Regions from separate parts of the Mus musculus genome. Here all the other regions are linked to region 2. A link is a loop called in an ENCODE intact Hi-C map of the cell type or tissue named here. Cell type or tissue: heart. All regions are shown on one strand.

Region 1 (8,000 bases), 300 kb after region 2:
GCAGTCTCCATACAGGAACCAGCAAGGGGAGTTCAATCCAGAAGAAAGCACAAAGCTTGGCAACAGGAAGGTCTCTGCAAAAGCACCAAGAAGCTGCAGGAAACCTCCTCGTGGGAAGTTCTTTGCGGGGAAGGCGGTGGCTGCTGCTGCTGCTGCTGCTGCTGCTGCTGCTGCTGCTGCTGCTGCTGCTGCTGCTGCTGCTTCTTCTTCTTCTTCGTTTTTTGAGACAGGGTTTCTCTGTATATCCCTGGCTGTCCTGGCACTCACTTTGTAAAGGCATGCGCCACCACCGCCCGGAGAAGTTCTTTGGAGAGCTTCTTTTTGGTATGGAGTTCAACAATACAATGTAAAGCAGAGCAAAGCAAGCCAATGCTTGAGCTCCTACTGTTGGCTCCTATTTATATTCTTTCTGAACATCATGTGTCCTTTCATGCATTTGCTATAGCAATACATCCTTTAATCTCTGTTTTCTTTAGCAAAACATCCTTTCACCTGTGTTCCCCAGCAAACCATAACTGACTTTCCAAAGAAGCCAGAAGTTTCCACTTCATGGTTAATATAGATTTCCCATTTTAGGCCTGAGCACTTAGTCACTTAGTCTTCCTGCATTAACTAGTCACTGCAAAAAAGAAGTTTCTCTAAGATTGAGAGCAGTTTATTTAGTATTGCCTTCAGCTAAAAGCAGTTTTGAAATCCTTACTTTCTTGCACAATGGCAACTGGGTCCAGAGGTGTGATAAATTCAGGTTCGTTCCCTTTGGTAAACATAGGGTATATGTTCATTCATGACATCGTGTTTTAATGATGTGAATCTTTTTAATTCATTAAATCATTGAGGACAGTGAATTGATGTTTCAATAACAACATTTTGCTTTTTCCTAATATTTTATTTCCCCTTATTTCTTATTTGGTTACTCAAATACATAGTTGATGTAGAACAGACAGAATGAACACTCAGTTTTTGTACCCTAAAAATAAAATGGTATGTGCATGTGTTTTGTATGTGTGTGCATGTGTAAGCTAGCCATAGACTAGCATTAGGTATCATCATTCCTTTGCTGTCCACCCACATTTACTTATTGTAAGTTTTGAAATAGGATCTTCTATGCCTTCTCAATGCTGAGATTATATGAACACCCAGTTGGTTTGGTTTTGTTTTAAATGTGGGTTCTGAAACTTGGGTCCTTGTACTTGCAAGTAAGCATATTACTGATTATCTTCTTAGTTCCTTCTCTTTTTAGGTCTGGCCTGGAATTCACTATGTAGCCCAGCTTGGCTTTAAGCTCACAGTTTTATCCTCCTGCTTTTGTTTTCTGAGTGCTGGGATTAAGGTATGATCTACACTCAGCTTTTTTCTTTCTAAACATAGCTTTATTTTAAAAAAATGCCTAATGCCTTTATGCAGTGTACATGTGCTTTAGTGTATGCAATGTACATGTGCCCATGGAGGCCAGAAAAGGGTATTGGATCCTTTGGAGCTGTAGTTACAGACCACTGTGGTTCTTGTAACCAAACTCCAGTTCTTGAAGAGCAGGTTGCTCTCTTAATAATTGAGCTGTCTCTAGCCTCTAAATACAGCCTTTGATATGATGTTTTGGTTCCCTGCTAGATTCAGAAGGTTATGTAAATGTGTATACCTAGGTACTCATGGATATAAACATTCTGAGGCTAATGTTTTAAATTCAAAGTGTCCATTCTTCTAACTAGGAAAATTCTATAATATAAAGTTGCGTTTTGATTTTTCTTGGTATAAACCCTAGTAGTCTTGGGTAGTTTCCTTACTATTAGTATGTCAGGTTATTTTAGGATTATTATAGATTTCTTCCCTAGAGCTGGAATCAACTAATGTGATAAGACAAAATGTGAGATTGAAGGAAATTTTCTCTTTGCCATGGTAAGAGCTTTGTACCCAGTCTCTATTTTCCTTTTCCACTTCACCTTCCCAGGTTGTTTCATTATTGGTCCTACATTTTTTTCCTTTAGTAAAAAAATTTTTGCTAGAATTTAAGGGGAAAGGTTTGTAAAATCTTGATAAAAGTAGAAGGCATAGAGTGCAGGCAGTTCTAGATTTGGGACTTTCCAAATTACAGTTTGGCTCAGTCAACTTCTTGTTTCGTCTTTGGAAATACCTTCATTTGTTATTGGAATCAGTTTTGTGGTTTTAATGTACTGCATTGTTTGCCATGATCTTCCCCTTTTACATGGTTCTTTACTGTTAATTGTCTTTCTATTCAATGTTCTGCCACAACCTTATTAATCTGTGGTGAGAGTCCTTGCAACAGTTACCAGTTTCATCACCATGTTAGAAAAGAGTTATTCAATATTAACTTCTTTAAAACCATTTATTTTATGTAGTATCTAAATTACCATGTATGGTTCTGTAAGTGGAAACTGTTCTTGTTTTTGTTTCTTGACTATTTGGTACTGGCTGGCCTTGAGCATGTGATTCTCCTGCCTCATCCTTCAGAATGCTAAGATTCCAGGTGTGCATTAGCACACCTAGCTCTGTTCATTTTTAAGTAATTTAAGGTTTTCGTTTTCATTCTTGTATCTTGCCTCTCTTCCTTTAGTTGAATAGACATAGGTTTTCTAATTCTCGTGTGCTTCCTCAGCCTCTAAGACTGTTATGTTGAGAAACCCTGCAATTGTCTTCTATGAGTACAGGGTAATAATAACAAGTGTTTGGGCCAAGGTGAGAGTTCACAGTGATACATTCAATTGCTATTACTGTGCTAGTTTAGTCTTTGGATAAACCTGTATCTGGTCTTGAGGCCTGTGTCCTGTCTTTTTTAGCTGCCTGCTTCCAACTTTTTCCCTCTTTCCTTCTGCTGGCCCTAAAATGCATGTACATAATAGTGAGAAACAGTATGCAAATTAATATTTGAATGGGTCTAGGCTATTTTACTAAATTTATATTACTTATAAGATGCTTATCAAAATCCTACACTTACATGTTTGTGTATGTACAGGTATATATAAAACTTAAAATGTACTTTATAGGTTGCACTGAGCCTTTAATATCATGATATGTAATAAAATTATGTAATAAAAAATTAATAATATTTTAAGGTACTGCAATTATAGAGTACTCTGTAAAGATGAGGCCATTATAGTTTATGTAATGGCTATGTCACTTAGGGCAAATTGAGTTAGTTTCCTCACCCTTTAAATGAGGGCAATAATATTTATGCAACACCTTTTTTCTAAGGATGTACTCATTGGTGCCACATAGTGGAGATACAAAAGATGAGCAATCCGGTGCTGGTAAGATGGTTCAACAGTTTAAAGGCAACTGTTAGCAAGTTTGATTTCTATCTTAGGAATCCACATAGTGGAAGGAGAGAACTAACGTCTGGCATTTGTTCTCTGACATTCATATATGCACCGTGGCATACTCACCCACATTCCTATGTAGACCATACAAAATGTAGTTTACAAAGATAAGCAACAGAAATGGAACTTGCCGGGAGATTTATAAATCACACTGAAATGCTAGTATGAACAGTGGGAGGAATGAGCAAAATGTTACAGCAGTTTATAGGGAAGGTGGAGGGATGGACTGAGACGAGGGAGGGAAATCTGCAGTTGAATGTAATATATGAGAGAAAAATACAATGAATAAAAAAAATTTAAAATAATCCCATTACTATGAAAAAAAGTAAAGACTAGCTTCATGGGCAGCATAGATCTGTCTACCTTTAGAAGACAAATTATAGTCATGTGCTGTCTAACAATATAGTTTCTGCTTGTGGTTTGTTTTGAGAAGATACCTTATGTAGCCCAGAAACTCCCTGTATAGTTGTCAGGAATGTATTCTGTAGTGGAAGGTGACATTAAGATTTCTGTAATTGAAACATTCATTGTGCAAGACTAGTTTATTGTTGCTGGTGGTAGAGATCAGTAATGAATTACAGATACAGAAATTTATATTGCCTATTGATGGTGAAAGATTGTATTAATGACATTTGTAGACATTTATTTTAGGATGTTTCCACAATAATGAAGTTTCCCTAATAGTGCATTTCTTATATTTCTGTTAAGGGATTCATTCACCAGCAGCTTTTAAATAGTAAAATCTTCTTTATATTCCACCAGAAAAGTTGGAACAGAGAACTTATTATACATATCAGACTCATTTTGTGGGCCCAGATTTAAGGGTAATAACTGGCTATAGTTATTATATAGTCATGTATAGTATATAGTATAGTGGTGGAGTTAGGCACCAAGTTAGGCACAAGTTAAACAGCCCAGTACTGTGCCACTATGCTGTAGGTTTCCTTTAAGCAACTTGCTTTTATTTCTAAATGTGTTACCAGGTGTCATCTATGAAAGTACAGAAGTTTCCTCACTGGGGGAAATTTGACAAAAAAAAAAAAAAAAAAAACTTAAGTAAAAGGCAGGACTCCAAAGAAAGCCCCCCACCTATAAACACACCTTTGACCTACATTCCAGTATGAGTCCAATTTGTAGCCTTTTAAAAACATTTCTATTCTTTGAGAATTTCATACAGTGTATTTTGAACATTTCCACTGTCATCCTCTTATGGGTTAGCCTAATTTGGCAGGTTTTTAAGGGTGTTTTTGTTGTTGGTTTGTTTTTAGAAGGAATTTTTGTTTTGATAGTCTCATTTTAGCCCAGGCTGACCTGGCACTATGTAGCTGAGGCTAGCCTCAAACCTGTGCCAATCCTGCTGCCTTAAAGTCCCTAATGTTTGAATTTCAAATAAGAGCCATTATAGTTAACTCTTTTAAAGACTTTTTAAAATTTATTTTATGTATATGAGTGTACTGTCACTATCCTCAGACACATCCGAAGAGGGCATCAGATCCCATTACAGATGTTGCTGGGAATTGAACTCAGGACCTCTGGAAGAGCAGCCAGTGCCCTTAACCACTGAGCCATCTCTCCAGATCCCACAGCTAACTCTTGTCTCTGTTTTCACACATATGTGTGGACACTGTATGTCAATAAGTGGGAATGAATGTCGATCCATAAAACTTAAGTGTTTTCTGAACTGGGAATGTAGTTCATTAGTGGAGCACTTCTTTTGCCCCAAGTCCTGGATTTGGTGTGAGCACTGAAAAAGAAAATGTTTTCAAAGCCCATTTATTTCTCAACTTTTAAATTGTGAAGTGGTATATTTGCTATTTAGAAAAAAATGCATATATCAGATGAACTTTGTTTTTACAGGCTTTTTTGACCATTTGCTTTTCTTTTGTTCATTTGACCATTTGGATATTAATCTTTATCAGATAAATAGCAGGCAAAGAGTTTTCTTCCATTCTTTTAGTGTTTTATTCTAAGTTCTGTTTGCTGTGTAGAAACTTATGATTTCCCATTTGTCAATTCTTATTACATCCAGAGTTTTGGTTGACTAGTAATGTACTATAATCATACTCAGTTGTTGATTCCTACCTAGTTGACCCTGAATCAGAGGGTAGTATCAACTGAAAATTTTGGTTTTGCATTTTTGTGTATGTAAGTAAAAGCATGCATTTTAAATATGTGGATGTTTTGTCTGCAAGTGTATTTGTGACTTGTTTGTGCCTGGTGTCTGTGGAGACCAGAAAAGACATTGGATAATCTGGTTCTGAGCTCTAATGTAGATGCTGAAAATGCTCTAACAGTCATCCTGAGTTCAGTTCCCAGCAACCATATGGTGGCCCACAACCATCTGTAATGGGATCTGATGCCCTCTTCTGCTGTGTCTGAAAAGAGCTACAGTGTAGTCATATACATAAAATAAATAAATAAATCTTAAAAAAAAAAAAAAACCAGATATGGTACAGACCCAATCATTCAGAACTTCTGAGGGAAGTGTCAGGTAAATGGTATGTGGATTGAGGGTAAAATTTTACCTTGAGAGAGGTGTCATAGTGAGGAGGTAACATTTAAGCTCAACTTTTAGGGATATTCAGGAGTCAACTTTTCAAAAGTCTTGAGTGCTAGGGAATGTGAAACTTAACAAGACCAAAGCATGAGAAGAATACTATATAATGCCATTTTGCCATTAAGAGAGAGAGATGCAGGTCTTGGGTGCTGCTTTAGTACTTATAGTTAGTTTTAGGAATATTGCTTTGGTAATAATGTGATGATGGGATTAGAGATCTGGCAGGATAGAGCCTTAATTTAGCATACTTTTAATATATAGAGATGGTACAATGATAACCTATGTACCTGCCACCCAGCTACTAACAGTTAAAACAGCATGCGGATGTGGTTTTATTTATTTATACCCTACTCCCTCTTTCAGTTATTTTGAAACAGGTTTCTAAGTCATTCATGGATTGGCACAGCTCTCACGGCTGATCTGTGTAGCCAAATCTGTTTATACAGCTTAAAAAAATGTATGACAGTCTCCACCCCAGAACCGAGTTTGGTATTTGTGTAACTAGGTATTTTCAGTTTCTAAAAAGAGTTTCAGGGGAACTGAGTGACTTGATTTCTGCCAGATTAAAATACTTTCCTGAACTCATTGATTTATCTGTAATGAAATTTGCTTGTTAGGTATGGACTGGATTTTTTCCCAATTTTTTTATTAGGTATTTTCTTCATTTACATTTCAAATGCTATCCCGAAAGTCCTCTATACCCTCCCCCCTGCTCCCCTACCCACCCACTCCCACTTGTTTTTTTGTAGACAAGTTTCTGAAATTTTATAAAGAATAGTAGTTTAAAGGACAATTTCTTAATTTTCTTTTGGAAGTGGACAATGGTGAAGAAAGCACTTATAATCTTAGAAACTGGATGTGATGAATCATCTTTTTGCCAGGCATTGGTGGCGCACGCCTTTAATCCCAACACTTGGGAGGCAGAGGCAGGATTTCTGAGTTCGAGGCCAGCCTGGTCTACAGAGTGAGTTCCAGGATAGCTAGGGCTATACAGAGAAACCCTGTCTGGAAAAACAAAACAGAAAAAAAAGAGTCTTTTTTTAAAGATTTGTTTTATTTATATGACTACACTGTAGGTGTTTCCAGACACACCAGAAGAGGGCATTAGATCCTTTACAGATGGTTGTAAGCCACCATGTGGTTGTTGGGAATTGAAATCAGGACCTCTGGAAAGAGCAGTCAGTGCTCCTAACCACTGAGCTATCTCTCCAGTCCGATAGGTAGTTTTGTTTGTTTGTTTGTTTGTTTGTTTTTGTAGAGAAACATACATGCTTTTTTTTCCCTTTTGGTTTTTTGAGACAGTCTTTCTCAGTTTAGCCCTGGATGTCATGGAACTTGCTCTATTGGTCAATCTGACCTCCAACCCATAGAGAACCACCTGTTCCTGCCTCCTAAGTGGTGGGATTAAAGGCGCCTGGGGGGAGCATACACATTTTATCTTGAGATTTTAGTATATTCAGATTTTGTATGAGACTTCCAAGCAATGTCTGCAAATGAGTTTCCAGATTTTGGGGGGGGGGTGAGTAAAGGCTGCTTGTTTTGTTATTTCATTTTACTGCCAGGTCATAGATTTAGCTGAGCAATCCTCCCATGCCATTTTATGTAGCTAAGGATAGGGATACTGGTGCCTGTAGTGAGGGGCGGTGGGAGTGGTTGGTAGTTTGAATTTGCATTCTTATCCCTGCCTATAGACATTTTTTGACCTTAGTAAATTGGTCACAGTCTTCATTTCTCAAGCTGTCATGAGGGTTAGATATTAATGTGTGATAGGTAAAGTCTTGGCTGTATATTAATTGGAACTTAGGTCAGATAGAGAAAGGCTTAAAAATTATGCTTAGTCCTCCTTCAGGCAATCAGTGATGTCTATAACTCTGTAATCAATAGTGAATAGGCTGGGGTTTTGTTGTGTTTTTGTTTGTTTAGTTTGGTCAGGAATTCTAAAAGTGATTTTTCTTTTAAATTTTTTGAGACTATGTCTACAAAATTTCTTCCTTCCCCTTTGTACCTCCAAACCTTTCAGATACCTTCCCTCTTCTTTAAATTCATACTCTTTTCCTTTTATTAAAAATTCTTTTACTTATTTTATGTATGAGTACTTTTGTCTTCAGACA
Region 2 (8,000 bases):
CATGTGTAGCAGTTGTGCAGCTTGGCCTTCACGTGGGTCCTGAACATAGGCTATCCCAAAAGCTGTAGCCTGTATGTGGGATGTCTTCTAGTCGGGCTGTCTTGTCTGGCCTCAGTGGGAGACTTGAAGTGCTAGGGTGTGGAAATACCAAGAGGCTCCACCCCCTCAGAGGAGAAAGAGAGCAAAGGACTGTGTGTGTGGGGGGGGGGGCAGTGACCAGGAGGGGACAGTGAGCAGGATGTAAAGTGAATAAGTAAAAATAAATAAATAAATTAATTAATTAAAAAAAAACTTGCTGGCTGTTCTTACAAGACCTGGGTTCAACTCCCAGTAGCACAACGTAGTTCACAACCATCTTCAATTTCACTTGCTGGGCCTCTGACAGTCTTCTCTGACTTCTTCAGAAACCAAGCTCACACATGAGCACAGACATTCATGTAAAACAAAGCACTCACACACAAATAAAACTAATATAATTTTTGCCTGGGCAGAAGTGGTACACACCATTAATCCCAGCACTCAGCAGGCAGAAGTAGGCTGATCTCAATAAGGTTGAGGCCAGCTTGGTCTACAGATCAAGTTCCAGAACAGCCAGGGCTACACAGGGAAGCTGTATCTCAGAAAAAGAAAAAGAATTGTTGACTGTGTCCTACAACAATATATGGAAAGAAGGAGCATGAGTTAGAGGCTAGCCTGGGCTATATAATGAGTTTGAGGTCATCTTGGTTATACAGTGAAACTCTGTCTCAAAAACCAAAACAAAGGCTGGAAAGATGGCTCAGTGGTTAAGAGCACTGACTGCTCTTCCAGAGGTCCTGAGTTCAAATCCCAGCAACCACATGGTGCTCACAACCATCTATAGTGGGATGCCCTCTTCTGGTGTGTCTGAAGACAGCTACAGTATACCTACATATAATAAATAAATCTTTGGGCCGGAGTGAGCAAGGCTGGAGTAAGAAGGAAAAAACAAAACAAAACAAAACAAAACAAAACAAAAGAATGGAAGAAGAGCTAAAAAGGAAGGAGGAAGAAAGAAGAGAATGCTGATTCAGTGAGTTTCATACATATGCCTTGTTTTTTTTCGAGACAGGTTTTCTCTGTGTAGCCCTGGCTGTCCTGGAACTCAGAAATCCACCTGCCTCTGCCTCCCAAGTGCTGGAATTAAAGGCGTGCACCACCACTGCCCTTAACATACTCCAATTTAAAACTACATTTTATTTGTCTCTACAAAACCTGTTTTTTTCTGTATACCCTGGCTTAGTCAGTGGTACCATCCATGCACTCATTCTGAGGCTAAACTCAGAAATGAACTCCTATCTCTTTTCCTCATTCACTTCAGCTTTCAATTACTCCTAAAGGTCTGATTCAGCCTCCAAAATATCCAGATTACCAAACTATTTTCTGGCCCCACTCACTATCTTGATATCTTTTCTTCTTTTTTTTTCCTCCAGTCCCCATCCCTGATTCTTTGTAAAGTTAAAAGGCTTAAGCTGCAAGTATTGTCATCTTGCTATGCTGTCACATGGCTATGTGTTTTATAAAGTCTGCAGTTTAGTCAAACTGTTCATTTCCACTGTGAGCCTCATCATAGTTTTCTTTATGTTAGTGGGTATTAGAGAAACCTTAGAAAAATTTGAGGTTCATTCAAGCATAGTGGCCCATGCCTTTAATCCCAGAACTCCAGAGGCAAAGGCATTCAGATCTACATGAGTTCAAGGCCAGCCTGGTCTACATAGTGATAGTGAGTTCCAAGACAACTAGAACTACATAGTGAGACCCTGTCTCGAAAGAACCAAAACAAGACAAAACAAAACAAAAATTTGAGGTTCACCTAATAAGTTCATTTGGGGTTATATTTAGTTTGTTTAGCTAGGACATTCATATGTAGCACTGAAATTATCTCTAAAAATATTCTTACTGCATTGCATGTCTTTGAAGCCAACTTTAGTATTAACTGATCTATAACATCTCAAAATATGTTTCAGGTCCTAATAAAATTGCACACTACTCTGGCTAAGGTGCAAAGACAGTTCAGTTACTAGAGAGATAACTCAGTAGTTAAGAGTGCTTACAACTCTTGCAGAGAGTTTGGGTTCAGTTCCCATGACCCAAGGCAGTTGTGATGGTTTGTATACACTTGGCCCAGGGAGTGGCTGCATTAGAAGGTGTGGCCTTGTTGGAGTAGGTGTGTCCTTGTGGGCGTGGGCTTGAGATCCTCACCCTAGCTGCTTGGAAGTGAGTCTTCCACTAGCAGCCTTCAGATGAAGATGTAGAACTCTCAGCTCCTCCTGAACCATGCCTGCCTGGATGCTTCCATGTTCCTGCCTTAATGATAATGAACTGAGCCTTATGAACCTGTAAGCCAGCCTCAATTAAATGTTGTTCTTATAAGAGTTGCCTTGGTCGTGGTGTCTGGTCACAGCAGTAAAACCCTAAGGCAGTAGTTCATATCTCCTCCTCTAACTTTAGTTCTGTGGGATCCAGAACCCTCTTCTTACCTTTATACAGTCCTGCACACATGTGGTTCCCATATATACTCTCAGGCAGTTGTGGTCCCTCCCCCATTTTAAAATTTTCAGTAGTTTCTTATTCCTTAAAAGATAAAATCTAAACTCTTGCATTTTGTACTATAATAGCTCTTGATTTAACTTCTTACAGTATGACTCCCCATGCGCCTCCATGCATTTGTGCACCTCAATTTTTGTCGTTGTTTTTGTTTTTTTGTTTTTTCGAGACAGGATTTCTCTGTGTTCAGCCCTGGCTGTCCTGGAACTCCCTCTGTACACCAGGGTGGCCTTGGACTCACAGATAACTGCCTGCCTCTTCCTCCAGACTGCTGGGATTAAAGGCCTATGCCACCATTGTTCATGAACCTTATTTTTGTATACAGTAGTATTAAACTTTGTTTTTGAGCTGTGATTTCATGTATCCCAGGCTGGCCTAGAACTTTTGTAAATAAGGATGACTTTGAACTTTGGGACCTCCTGAGTACATGGGCTACCACCCAAGGCTTATGCAGTTCTGAGAATTGAACACTGGGGGTTTGTGGATGCTAAGCAATATCCTACCAACTGAGCTGTATTGAGGGCCTTAGCAAATCTTTATATATCCTCTTAGACTCCCTGCAGCATAGCTTACAACAGCAAGCAGCCCATGAGGCTTAGCTTATTTTACTCTTCATTTTCTTTCCTCCCTTTTTCCTTTCTTGTTAAAGTTGTCACTCTCTTGCCCCATTCTCTCAGATGGTTTTTAAAGAGTTCTCCACCAGATAATAATCACAGCACTCAAGAAGCCGAGGCTGAGGTGGAAAGGAAAGGAGAAATGAGGAAACAAGAAGAGGGAAATTATTTTTCTCTGACAAGGACACTTTTGTCCCTGTATATGTTTGCCAGAAAACTGTTTTACACATATTCTTTTTTTCCACGCCACTCTTCCTCTTTTGGTAAGAAAATATTTTTTTCTAAAATTTCTTTATTTTTATGTTATGTGCTTTGGTGTTTTACCTGCATGTGTGTCTTATGTGAGGGTGCCAGGCCCCCTGTTACAGACAGCTGTGAGCTGCCATGTGGGTGTTGGGAATTGAACTAGGTCCTCTGGAAGAGCAGCCAGTGCTTCTAACCTCTGAGCCATCTCTCCAGTTCCAGAAAACAACTTTTAATACAGTTTATTCTATAAAGTAATGAGATCCTGCAAGAAAGTGATACAGCAAGAGAACTAGGGATATTTCATTAATGTCTGAAGAAAAAACAAAATCAAACAGTGCCACCTTAAAGCAGTCAGAAAATCCTGGTACAGATATATGGAAAGCCGTGAACTGATTTTTGCTTCTCATGGAATTGAACCTGCATGGTTCATGACAGAGACCCTGGGAAGAGCCTGCTGGGGGAAAGAGGTTTTTTTGTTTTATTTTGTTTTTTTTAATTCCCAGGCTCTCAGATCACTTTCCTTCTCTAAACCTGTTTCTTCATTTGGTGATAATCGCAGTTTTTTTCCTCTCACAGAGTGAAAGATTAAATGATAACTCCAACCGTGGGAAAAGGACCTCGTCCACTATCAGGGCTCAATGGACAGGAGCCTATCCCCCAAGGCTGAAACCCGCCCCCGCAGCCCTATGTAACACTTCTGCCGCCCGGAGCCACGGACCTCACCTCCTCTCGGAGGAGGAGACTAGCGAGGGGCGGCGAGTGCTAGGGGGGCGGGCGGAGGAAGGTGCGGGTTTGGCTTTTTTTTTTCCAACTCCGTGTTTACCCGGGGTTACGGAAGACTTACGCTCCAGGCCCCACTCAAAATGGAGCCAAACTACCGCCTCGCCTAAGATGGCGGCTCCTCCGCCTATCAGCTCAAGGTCTTATGCGCCATTGGGCCACCTAGACGAGGCGCAACATCCTAGGCTCCCTCAAGGTGTCGCCCCGCCCCATGACGTCACGCAAGAGCCGCCGGCTTGACGTGCCGGGCTCCACCTTCACCTCCCGTGCCCGAGCCTCGTAAGATGGCGGCGGGCTCGTCTCTTTCCCAGAACGCCGCCACTCTCAATATGGTAGCTGTTTACCATATCTCTCCACCCCTCTCCGCCTCAACTGCCTCGCGATTTTGAATAAACTTTATTGATTGCTTTGAATCTCCTACAACCCCCCGAGAGTGGCTTCTCCCGGCGACCTCTCCGGCGGTCTTTCTCCAGCCGCCGCAAGCCTGTCTCGCGAAGGGGGCAGCGACAAAGCCACTTGCCAGTGCGCCCGGCGGCCCCGACCCCGACCCCCAGCCCCGGCTGAGACCTCGGTCTCTAGAAGGCTCTGAGGGCCAGACGGTGGGAGGGCTGAGGTGGACACTGCCCGAAAGCCCCGTCAGAGCCCGGGCACTGCGTGACGCGGCATGTGGTTTCTAGGAGAAGGCAAGTCAGCTTCACAGTTTGGCAGCGGCAATCCCAGCATTCAGCGCGCGCCGCCTCGGGCCGGAACTGCCCGGCCAGCCTGTGCTTAGCGCAGAGCTGGGTTGCCCCGGAGCGAGCCCAGCGGCAGGCGAGTCTCTGGGGCTGAGCTCTGTTCCCTGAGGACTTGCCCCCTGCAGCCTCGGGCATGAAGAGAGCTCTGTAGCGTTTGGGACCGTGGACATTTTTTATCAGGTTTGGGGCATAAAAAAGGTTCCTGTCAGTGTGTGTGTGGGGAGGCGTAGAGAGCTCCTCGTAAGTTTTGGGGGCTGCAAGCAAGCTGCGTTCTAATTTAAGACGAGACGTCTGTCAGGTGAGGGGTCCAGCCGAACCCTCGGCGGTCGGAGGGGATTGCAAGGCAATGCCTGCCATTTGGAGCTGTGGAGGGGAAAACAAATTCTTCGCTTAGTTTCGCGGCGGCGAGGAGATTCTAGTGGGTTTCCTGGGGCTTCGAAGAGATCCTTTTCAGTGTCAGGGGGGGAGATGAGCTCCCTGTCAGCTTTGGAGTGGAGGACGAAATTGCGGTTTATTTCATTTTGGAGCAGAATGAGACTCCTTACTGCTCGGGAGGGAATGATACTGAGAATGACGAAAAGGATCATTTAAACTCTCCCAACGCGATCCCAGGACTGTGATTTGAGTTGGGTGCCTAGTCTTGTTTGTCTTGTTCCCGAAGGCTTTGGGGGGTGGGGTGGGGGGGCGTAATTCGGAATAACCTGCGGAGACCTTCAGGGATTTCCGCATCTCTGCTTCTTCCTATTTTGGGGGGCTAGACAGGGTCTCTGGTCTCTCCCTCAGCTTCCCTCTTCCCAGCCTCATCCTTTATGCCGCGGTTTGCGTCATAATAAAGGGAGCTGAGAGTCCTGGGAAGCAAGAGGGCAGTGAAGAGAGGGGGTTCAGTGAGGGATTAAATAAGCTTCCCGAAAGCTTTCAGATATTTACATGAAACCCGGAAAGAAGTTGTCACTGACTTCAGGGCCAAAGAAGGTAGGGGTCTGGGGGAGGCGTTTGGAAGGCAGGGCAGAGCAGATAGCAGAACGTTCTTGCTGTTCTTTCCAAGTGAAAGAAATCCTGAAGGGTGGGTGGACTTTCTCCACTTAACTCCTGCACTCTCACCAGCTGTGTTGAGTCCTGGCTCGGTTACTCCCTTTTTCAGAACTGGAGGTTGGTACCCAGGGGGTGGGGTGGGGGCGGAGACACGGAACGATTTGGAAACCCGGGGCCGGAGGAGTCACTTGGTAAAGAAGTGTTGTTTGTGTCTAGCCATCGTCTAGAGAAGGCGCTTGTTGCTGCCTTCAGACCCAGTAAAGCTTCAAAACTGGCACGGCGCAAAACGATCCAACCCCCTGTGAAGATGGCCTCGGTGCCTGTGTATTGCCTCTGTCGACTGCCTTATGATGTGACCCGCTTCATGATCGAGTGTGACATGTGCCAGGACTGGTTTCACGGCAGGTAAGAAGGGCAGGCCAGGCTGGTCAGGGAGCATTGGCCAGGTGTGTTGTTTTCACTTGCTCTCTCCTCCTCTCAGCCCTGTTTTCTACCTACTGCTCAGAAACTAGCCCCTCCGTCAATTTACTAGACCTAGGTTTTTCTATCGCTCCTTGCCCAACAACTAGGTCCTAGCTGACAGTGGTCTGTGGTTTCTCTCTGTTTCCCTATGTATATTTATTGTACTTTGTGTATGTACATGAATATACATATATATGTATATATATGCATACGTATTTGATTTTCTAGCTGCGTTCTAGCTACAAAGAAATTATCAGTTGTATGGTTGTGTTTTCCCTCGTATCCTGGCTTTGGGGGAGGCAGCACTGCATTTTTGAGATATCTGAGTTTAAGAACATGGATTTCTTTGTAACTTACTATCAGTGGCCTTGGCCAAAGTTGCTTTTGCTTCTGTGAGCCTCACTTACAAATCAATACCTCTTTCATAGCTGTAAAGCAGTTTGCTTGCATTCTATAAATGGATGCAGAACCAGAAAAATATTTTATTTCTGTGCCGTCTGCAGGACTGTCTAACTACATTAAAATTAAAAGACGTAGGGTAAAACAACAGGACAAATGCACCTGTCTGTCACCCAGGTTTCCAGTGAGATTAGTGTATATAATAAAAATCAAAATATTATCCTATTACTGAGGGAATTTGTATACTGGAGTTTAATAAAAAACAGTATTCGGGACCATTCTCTTACTATATAAGTTCTAGAATGTTAAGTTGTCAATTTTTAAAGGAGCTGTTCCTGTTATACTCAAAAACAAAGTAAGGGTGGGGTCAGTGGGTCTCATGTTCAAGGCCTGCCTGAGCCAGTTCAAGGCCAGCATGGCAACTTAGCACGATTCTGTCTCAATAATAATAATAATAATAATAATAATAATAATAATAATGTAAAGAGCTTGGGATATAATTCAGTGGAAAGCTCTTGCCTCAAAATATCAAAAAAATTAAAAAAAAATTATTTAATCTTATAGTTGCACATATGTCTGTTACTTCCTAGAGGTAGAGATACCTTTTCTGTTTCTTTTTAGTATTTCTAGTGCTAAATATGCAGTAGATATTTAGTACAGTTTTGAATAAATAAGCAAGTCATAATGAAAAAAACTTATTTCACTATGGCCCTTAGTTTGGAAGTGTGTATGATATCTCTTTAAAAGGGCTTTTGCTCACAGTGTAGAAATCTGAAAACACAACAGGAATGAATGTTTCCTAACTTCTTACCCTGTGTCAGACTCCATAACTGACATTCCATAAATTATTTTGTCTGTACCCAAGTCTGAAAGTTCAAATTTTTCTTCTACTTGTGCGGGTTTCTGTATCCGGGTGTGTACACATGTATGGAAGCCAGAGGTCAGCCTCAGGCTTCCAGGCCTCAGTCCTCAGGAACCAGCCATCTTGTTGGTTTTTTTTTTTTTTTTAGCTAGGGTCTCCCCGTGGCCTGGTACTTTATAAGTAGCCTAGGCAGGTGGGCCAGATAGCCGCAGGGATTTTCCCATTTCTCTCCCTACCACTGGGATTATATGGACTTGAATCTTTCTTACATATGTTCTGGAGATTGAACTAAAGTCCTCATGTTTG
Region 3 (8,000 bases), 180 kb before region 2:
TGCCTACTCAAACAAAACCCATGGATAGCTGCAAATCATAAGCAACTCTACTAATCCATATATAATGGCATCACATGGACACATCCTTTCTTCCTCTAGTTCAGTTTCAATAAAATGTGGCTCCTTGTAATCTAGAAATCTGATAAATGTGCCTTCCACCAACAGATTAATATATAACAGTCTACAAATAAACACCATCAAAGTTCCCTTTTAGGGAAGTAGAAGTCGCACATTGATCCATCACTACATCTGAGGATGTATCTACCCTTTTCACCTGGATGGGTATAATGGAAAAAAACTCATGGGAGTCCCTTTCTTATTATTTCCTTGCTTAACCAGTTTGTATTTAGGTCAGGGTTATGCTCAAAGTGAGGTTCTTAGATTTGAAAATGTGTTTAAATCTCTCAGATGGCTAGAGGGGTCTGAAAAAATGTACCACTACACTTCTTTCATACCCCTGCATTAGGAGATTTGACCTATTTAACAAGGCTGTGAGCAATCGAAGGTCAAATCACCAGGAGAATGCAGTGTGCCGTTCAGGAGAAATGGGGTTATCAAAATAATTCAGTTCATTTGTACCCCATAACTGATTCACTGTAGAACATTAACTAAAGGAAACTTATACTTGTTAATCCTTCTGTTCCTTGGAGACATGTGTATCTTTCCTCCAGTTCAGGATGTCTTTCTGAAGGACCTGTGAGACATTCCTTGGAAACCTAATTGCCAGGAACAATAGGGCCTCTGTCTCTCTGTCTCTGTGTTGATAGGATAGAAATCTAATTGTCAGCCAGTGTGCACATTTGGCCTAATCACATTTATATTGATCAGTCCTCTGTAATTTTTTTTTACTACCTTGATGCTATTCTGCCCCCATCCTGTTTCCTCTCATATTTCCCCATTCTCCCACTCATGTCTGTGCAAGAAAGAACAAAGCTCATCTCTTTCCCTTACCATCAGTAGTTTGCACACTGTTTATAGTACTTCAACATTTTTCTGGCTTCATCTTCAACACTACTAAAATCATGGATTTCTGGTGGTACACTCAGTGTTTCCAATGTTGAAAATACAGGGTGAGGCTTGAAATGATCCTGTTCAGAACAGGTACTGTGATGTGCTGCTCCAGAGTTGCTACTCTGGGTGGTCCATTACAATCATGATTCGCTAGACATGATTTTCTACTGATGAAAATTTTCTAAGTCTTCAATTGAAGGCCTATTGGTTTCATGTTGGGAGATGTCCCAGTAGCAAGTATTAATAACAGGTAGTAAAATTCTTGTTGTTGGTCTCCTTTCTCTTCCTTTTTTTCCGGTGCTGGGGATCGGACTCCTTGTCCTGCACATACAAAGCAAGTGATTTACTACTGTTGCAGCTTCTTTTTCTTAGCACTCTCTAAGTATTTGGCTCATTCTCTCTGTCATTCTGTTCAAGATCCTCTCGATCAGAGATCCAGTAGGAGATAGTAAGCTGAGCTGAGCTTACTACTGTGAAACCTTCCCCACCTCCGTCCTGATCCGCCTTGGGGATGGATGTTCACTTGCTTCTTAACATCTAGTTGGATTCAGTTATGGGAAATCAGCACTTCTGGCAAAGTTGATGCCATGAGGAGTTACTACTCCTTATACATGTGTGAATAATTTGCTGGTGCCAGTTTCTTAATCAGTGAAATCCTTGAAGTGGGTCTGACATTTTTGCTGCAAGTCAGCAGGACCAAGGGATTTGTGCCTGCAGCAATCAAAGCTCAGTTTGTTTTTGTTTGTTTGTGGTCCTGAGGAATAGAAGCTGGGGAAGGATTCTACCACTGAACTCCACACCCAGCTCCAGGGCTTTTCTTTTGAGTTCCAGGAACTGTAATTAACTGGTTCACTGCCATATCTTACAAAAAGTGTCAACTCCCTTCCCATCAATGGATGCTAGAAGATTCCACCTGTATCAGTTCCGTGTATTTTGGGCTTGTAATTTGCCACACCTCATTTCTGACTGTTTATTCTCTTTGTAACCAAATGTAATGAGCTCACATCTTGGTGAATGCAAAAGGTTAAAACAAGCACAGCCAAGACATGAAAGAGTGGAGAAAGATCTATTACTTAAAGCAGTTAAGGGATCCCTGAGTGTCTCAATCAGCATGGCTTTGGGATTGCCTTGACCAGGGCAATGGAGAATGGAGAAATGACAGATAGATGTACCAAGAAGCTGGGATTGGATAAGCCTTGCACAGTCCCAAGTATGCTGTTTATAAGACCATATTTAAGAGGGTAAGATACAAATTTTAGATATACTTAGCTGAAGTTCACAGGCTGTTACCATTAAAACGGGGAAGAAGAGTACATCTGTGAAATCTCGCTTGTATCATAGCTGAAAATAATGGAAAGGACATTTTGTAAGTGTGCACAGGTACACTTGTGTGTCTTGGTGTGCTCATATGTATGCCCATGAAAGCCAGGGGACAAAATTTGCATATCATTCTTCAGGAATCTTCCACCTCAGTTTTTAAGGCATTGTCTCTTATTGGCCTGGAACTCACCAATTAGACTAGGTTGCTTGGCCACTGGGTCCCAGAAATCCACTTGGCTCTACTTCCCCAGCCCTGGGATTACAAATGCACTACATTGAGCCTGGCTTTTTGGTGTGGTCTTTGAGAATTGAATCCAGGTCCTCATGCTTGCAAAGCAAGCATTTTAACCAGAGAGCCATCTCACCGACCCAGAAAGGATGATTTGAAGGTAGAATAATAAAGGGTTTTCATCTAAAGGTATCTCACTTGTGGCTAACAGTTTCATTAAGTGGCTTATGATCCAATTATTTTTGTTGTTGTTGGGACTTAATTTTTTTCTTTACTGTTTGTTTTGTTTAGTTCTTATCTCAGGCTGACCTGGAAAATAATAATTTCAAAGTTGTGGCAATCCTCCTGCCTTGACCTTCTGAATGCTGGGTTTATAGATGTAAGCCAACACACTCAGTTAAAATATGGCATTACAAGCAAATGTGAACATGATAGGATTTATTTACTTCCTTGGTTCTTTGAAATCACTGGGTAGCCTAGGCTGGCCTAGAACTTAAGGTGACTGTCCCATGTCAACTTCCTGAGTACTAAGATTGCAGGCACATACCATCATGCCTAAGACAACAGTTTTTGCAGTAATCTTATCAAGTTAACAATGAGAAGGCTAATTTTTAGGAAAGGGATGCTGGACAAACTCTCTAGTAAGCACAGTTTACTAAAAACATCTATTCTCTTCATCTTTCATGCCTTCAAGCTATTGCCTTTCCCTTTTTTTTCAAAAACAATTTTTATTAGCTATTTTCTTCATTTACATTTCAAATACTATCCCGAAAGTCCCCTATACACCCCCCACCTCCCTCTCCCTTGCCTTTCATGTTGTCTCCCATCCCTGCTATTCTGGATCTACTACTCTTATGACAAACCCGGTTTGGAATTTGCAACCTGTTTTTGGTTTCATCCTATCAAACCATTCTGATGTCATTCCTGGGGTTCTGCTCTTTTATGTTCTGTAAATTCCAAGCCAGATAGATACAACTACTCTGCATGCAGATCTTGTTTTCTGCTGTAGTCTGGCTGAAGTAATGGGCCCTAAAACTTGACAGAAGACAGACTCTACATGGATTTCATTGGAGAAGCATGCTGAAATGTACTTTTCAAAAGACTGTGATCAAATTAGAACCTTTGCAGCTATTTTGAATTGTTCCCACATGGACACATTTAGTAGGTTGGAAAACAAAAAAAATCCCCTAACCATATGGCATAGCTTAGTGAGTACCAATAAGGTCCAAGTTGTAGTTGAATTTGAGTGGGTGTTTAATCTCCCTGACCAGAGATCCTGAGGCAAATTATAGGCAATTTCATTTTGTCTATGCATTCATTGTCTTAAGTAAATGTTTTACCATTTGTAAGGTGGATAACTCTTCAAAGTATGACAGTAGATGTTAGCGGTTTTTATGTATCATATGTGTTCTTCTCCTTTCGTTAAAAGTTGTGCATATCATCTTTTCAATGGAAGGGAAATTTCTCCCTTTCAGGGAACTTTAGCTCACTTTAGCCAAATTCTACTAATCCACAGTACTTCCTTTCCCATGATGCATCATCTCCATTTCTTTCCCTGGGCATGGTGGTATAATATCCTGAGGCAACTCGGTTGGATACTAGGAGTTCTGGTACAAATCCTATACACACATTTTCTTGGCCCGCTTCTTCTGACACTATGAGCATCAAGGCCTGACAGGTGTGATCCTCTGGTTCTAAGACTGCATCCTGAGGCCATCCGGGAAAAGACTACAACTCCCAGGATGCTCATCCGCCCCGCCCCTGTACCCCTCCCCCAGCTAGAAAGCGAGTATCACAGAGAAGACGAGGCAACATGGCTCCCGGAGGTGGAAGGCAGAGGCTTCACCCCCTTTGAAGCAGTGAAGAAGAGCAGCGGAGGGGAACGGGAAAAGAGGAGTGACTACGACTTTGTCATCGCTTTTATCTTCCCAGCCTCTTCTGAGTCTGGTCAGCCTCACCTCTGCTCTCCACCCGCACCCAGTCTGTGGTCTCCTCCCCTCCCCGCCCACGTTCCCTCGCCCCTCCCGTTCTCAAACCCTCTCTCCGCCCCCCTCGCCCCTACCCCCCGCGGAGTGCGCACGCGCCCGCCTCCAGCTTCGCGCGGGGATCGCCGACTGGCCCGCTTGCGCAGCCGCTGTTCCTTCTACCCACGGAGGAAGCATGGGCGTCCAGGGCTTCCAAGAGTTCCTGGAGAAGCGCTGTCCCGGGGCTGTGGTGCCTGTGGACCTCCTCAAACTCGCGCGCACCGTCTCGCGCCAGCAGCAGCAGCAGCACCTGCACCGCCAGCTGCCGCCAGCAGCCCTAGCGCCAGGGGCTCCACGCATCACCAGGGGCTCTGCTCCTCTGCCGCCGCCGCCGCTCCCGCCCGCTGCCTTTGGTGCTTACTCCGGGGGCGCGGGGCCGTCTCGGCACCATCACCCTGCTCACCATTTCCACCACCATGGCCAAGCGCCGCCAGGGCTGCATCCGCCGCCGCCCCCTCCGCTGCCTGGGGCTCGGGTATTGGTAGACGCGGGCTCGGCGCTGCCGCGGCTCTATGGTGGCTACCAGACGGATTGGGTTTGTGGCGGCCAGTGGAATGCCATGCTGGGCTACTTGTCAGCGCTGTGCCAGGCTTGTGCCTATCCGGGCGGAGACGGCCTGGAGCTGGTGGTCATGTTCCCTGGGGGCCTGGGGAAGGACCGACTGGCCGAGTGGGGCCGTCGGTGCCAGGCGGAGCGGCAGACTGCGCAACTGATCGTGGGACACGTGGGCAACAAGGGCACCCCTCCACCGCGGGCCTGGTTCCTGCCACCTGCCTGTCTGAGCCACTGCGTGAGGCTAGCACTCATCCGCTTCCGGGTCAAGGTGAGGGAGGGGTTAGATTTTTAAATGAAATGCCCCACACCTGTTCCTTCCAGACTAAACACCTAACCATTCACCGACCTACCTGCCACCCACTCAGTCAGCTAACTTACTGGCGACCATTTTATCCCCTCGTGCCCCCGTCATATGGCCTATTAATTCCCTTACCTACATGATTGTATCTCTAGCCATGCCATCCCCGTAACCCCCTTTACTCACACAATTGGCCTACCTGTTGGTTCTAGCAGAATTGACTCAAAATTCCTCCGGGCTTCATGTTTCTCTTGCTATCATCCCCCTCAAACTGAAATATGTTTTTTCTTCATTTTCCAGTTGACATTCCCTCCCCTATATCTGTTTTCAACCCCATGGCAAATAAAACAGATGTTAGTCGAACACCTTTGTTCTATAATTTTCCCCCATTTGACACCTAGTACTTCTTTTTTCCCCATCCATTGAGCCCTTTTCATTTCAACATGCTTTTATCTTGGCATGCCTTAGCCCAAACAATTCACTGATTGAGTCACTATTCAGGAAGATGAACACGCTCAGTAGGGGGTTTCAAAGACGGTTGGGGGTGCGGGGAGGGGCTCTCAAAAACCCCAAGACGCCATTCTTGGCTTTGAAAGATCAAATGCGCAGCATTTACTTGCTGGTGTAAATATGCATGGTGATTCTGTTTTCTGGTATGTAAGTTGCCAGTTTGGGTAGGTGGGTGGGGTGATAATCTGTGGGTTAAAATGGTCCTGGGAAACTTCCTGAAAAAGATAGACTTGGAGAATGGGCTAGATCTGAATGGTTCACAGGTTTTGGAGGAGGTTGTTTAATTAAAGAGGTTGAAGCAATCGGGCAGAGGCAAAAAGAAATACCAAGTTCATGAGGCTCCATGGGTTTAAACCGAAGGCCAGCCTCTGAGTAGTTGAGCCACTGCATATGGAGCCTGGGGAAAAGCTTGGCAGCATCCCCGGGTCTTGGCACCACTGCTATTACGCTGTTGCTTTCCCATACTCTTAGGTTTCAAGTTCCTACGTGTAGAGAATAGCAAGGCTTGAGAAGTAAGGAGGTAGGCAGGAAGAAGGAAAAGAAAAGCGTTACAGGGTTAGGTGGGAAGAAACTGCAAACCCATTTTCTAACCAGAGTTTTGGGGGGAATGTCCTTTCAGGATTGGGGACTTGGGGATTCTGAAAACAAAACAGGTGGCAGCTGGTGGGGTAAGGAGGGAACAGAGACGGAAAGATCTGCTACATGGAGAAGTTTGCAATGGTTATAGAATGTGACTAGAATCCTACTATGCTAGATATACAGAACTCAGCACCAAATTTATGCCTTTTTAAATTTGACAAGCCATTAATGGGCTGGGGGCATAGCTCAGTGGTAGTGTCCTTACTAACCAGGAGGCCCTTGCTTCAATCTCCTGACACCATGCATGCAAAAAAATCTAATCATGAGCTAACTTAAAATATAACTGTAACAAAACCCCACTTGCCTGTTCTCCTGACTGAACATTTTAAAGCAGAGTCACTTACAGGCTTTCCTTCCAAGTTGTTTTCAATGGCACCACCCAGGCTTTAAGAACTTTTTTTTTTTTACCCTGTTATTTTTTTATCCTGCTATTACTGGCAGCTTGACTGTTGGCAGTAGTGATGACTATGTTAGTGGGGCAGGGTTTTCCTGTCTTTTTTTGAGGGGGCTGAGGGTGGTGCTGGGGAAGGGCGGTACTAATTGTTTTTCCATCTGCAGCCCTTAAGTGCTTTAAAATTCTCATTGGATCTTTACAGTAACTCATGAAGCAGTGTGACCCCCGTTTTCCAAATGGGGAAACTCAGACCCAGGAGCTTTACACACTTGTCCAGAGATGATGTAGTAATAAATGATAGAGGTGAGATTCTGGGCTTGATGTCCATGCAATCTGATTCCACAGCTTGCACTCTTAATAGCTGTGTTCAAAGATGAATCTTTGTAAAGAGGCCCTGGGATCAGATTATTTCCACACTGGAAGAAATATCTCATTGGCACCTGAATAAAAACAGGTTTGCTTTATTCATTTGTGGTATTCCTTTGCTGAGTGCTTGCAGTAGGGTAAGTACTGGGCTTCGTGCAGAAAATTCCTGAGGAAGGGCTGGCTCTCCAGGAGGTCAGGGTTTCATAAAGACTGAAAACAAAATTCCAGATACTTTGTGCAAAAATTGCTCGTGGTGAAAAATGTAGCCTATTTACAGGGAGTATGGTATAATTTCTTAGTGATTAAATTCTGGAGTACCTTTACAGATTAACCATGAAGAGGTGTGAGACTACTACACACTGGATAAGGGCATGAGGACCTAAAGCAGCCTGTCTGTGTGCTCTGAGTAGGTTATTGTTTATTTATAGCATATTTACAAATATTTTTTCTGAATAGGTTTTGATTGCTGGTTGGCAGGAGAGAGTAACACTATAGGCTTGTGGTTTATTCATATTCTCTGCCAGTCAAGAAATTTGAGAACCAACTATAACTATATTTTGTCATTAAATATGTTTAGCATATCTAGCACAGTTTTTTTTTTTTTTTTTGAGGCAAGTTCTCATGTCATCCAGGCTATCTTGAATTTGATATATA

The links. Hi-C counts contacts between places; a loop is a spot of excess contacts. Peaks named below come from ENCODE experiments on the same cell type or tissue, not always from the same donor. Only the 100,000 strongest peaks of a DNase experiment are listed, where the experiment ranks them.
Region 1: it touches region 2 in a loop (4-fold over the local background); 11 of 42 quality-filtered maps call a loop at or near these places.
Region 3: it touches region 2 in a loop (4-fold over the local background); 11 of 42 quality-filtered maps call a loop at or near these places.

Annotation. Positions count from the first base shown.
Region 1 is chrX:151,811,642-151,819,641 of GRCm38, forward strand. All of the region lies in intron 2 of Huwe1 (HECT, UBA and WWE domain containing 1), which reads left to right. Among named protein-coding and RNA genes, the nearest start is that of Huwe1, 12 kb to the left of the region's middle. In heart, a CTCF peak has its summit at 3,261; a DNase peak (open chromatin) is centred at 40.
Region 2 is chrX:151,516,201-151,524,200 of GRCm38, forward strand. Phf8 (PHD finger protein 8) reads left to right here and starts at 4,472. Exons shown (of 22, transcript NM_001113354.1): 1 at 4,472-5,237; 2 at 6,188-6,376. The coding sequence starts at 6,279. In heart, a CTCF peak has its summit at 4,379; DNase peaks (open chromatin) are centred at 4,391 and 4,901; H3K4me3 peaks cover 2,995 bases; H3K27ac peaks cover 3,000 bases; H3K27me3 peaks cover 487 bases.
Region 3 is chrX:151,339,530-151,347,529 of GRCm38, forward strand. Fam120c (family with sequence similarity 120, member C) reads left to right here and starts at 4,694. Exons shown (of 16, transcript NM_198105.2): 1 at 4,694-5,407. The coding sequence starts at 4,721. A230072E10Rik (RIKEN cDNA A230072E10 gene) reads right to left here and starts at 2,350. Exons shown (of 3, transcript NR_015600.3): 1 at 952-2,350. In heart, no CTCF peak of the experiment used is centred here; DNase peaks (open chromatin) are centred at 4,362, 4,632 and 5,062; H3K4me3 peaks cover 2,521 bases; H3K27ac peaks cover 1,318 bases.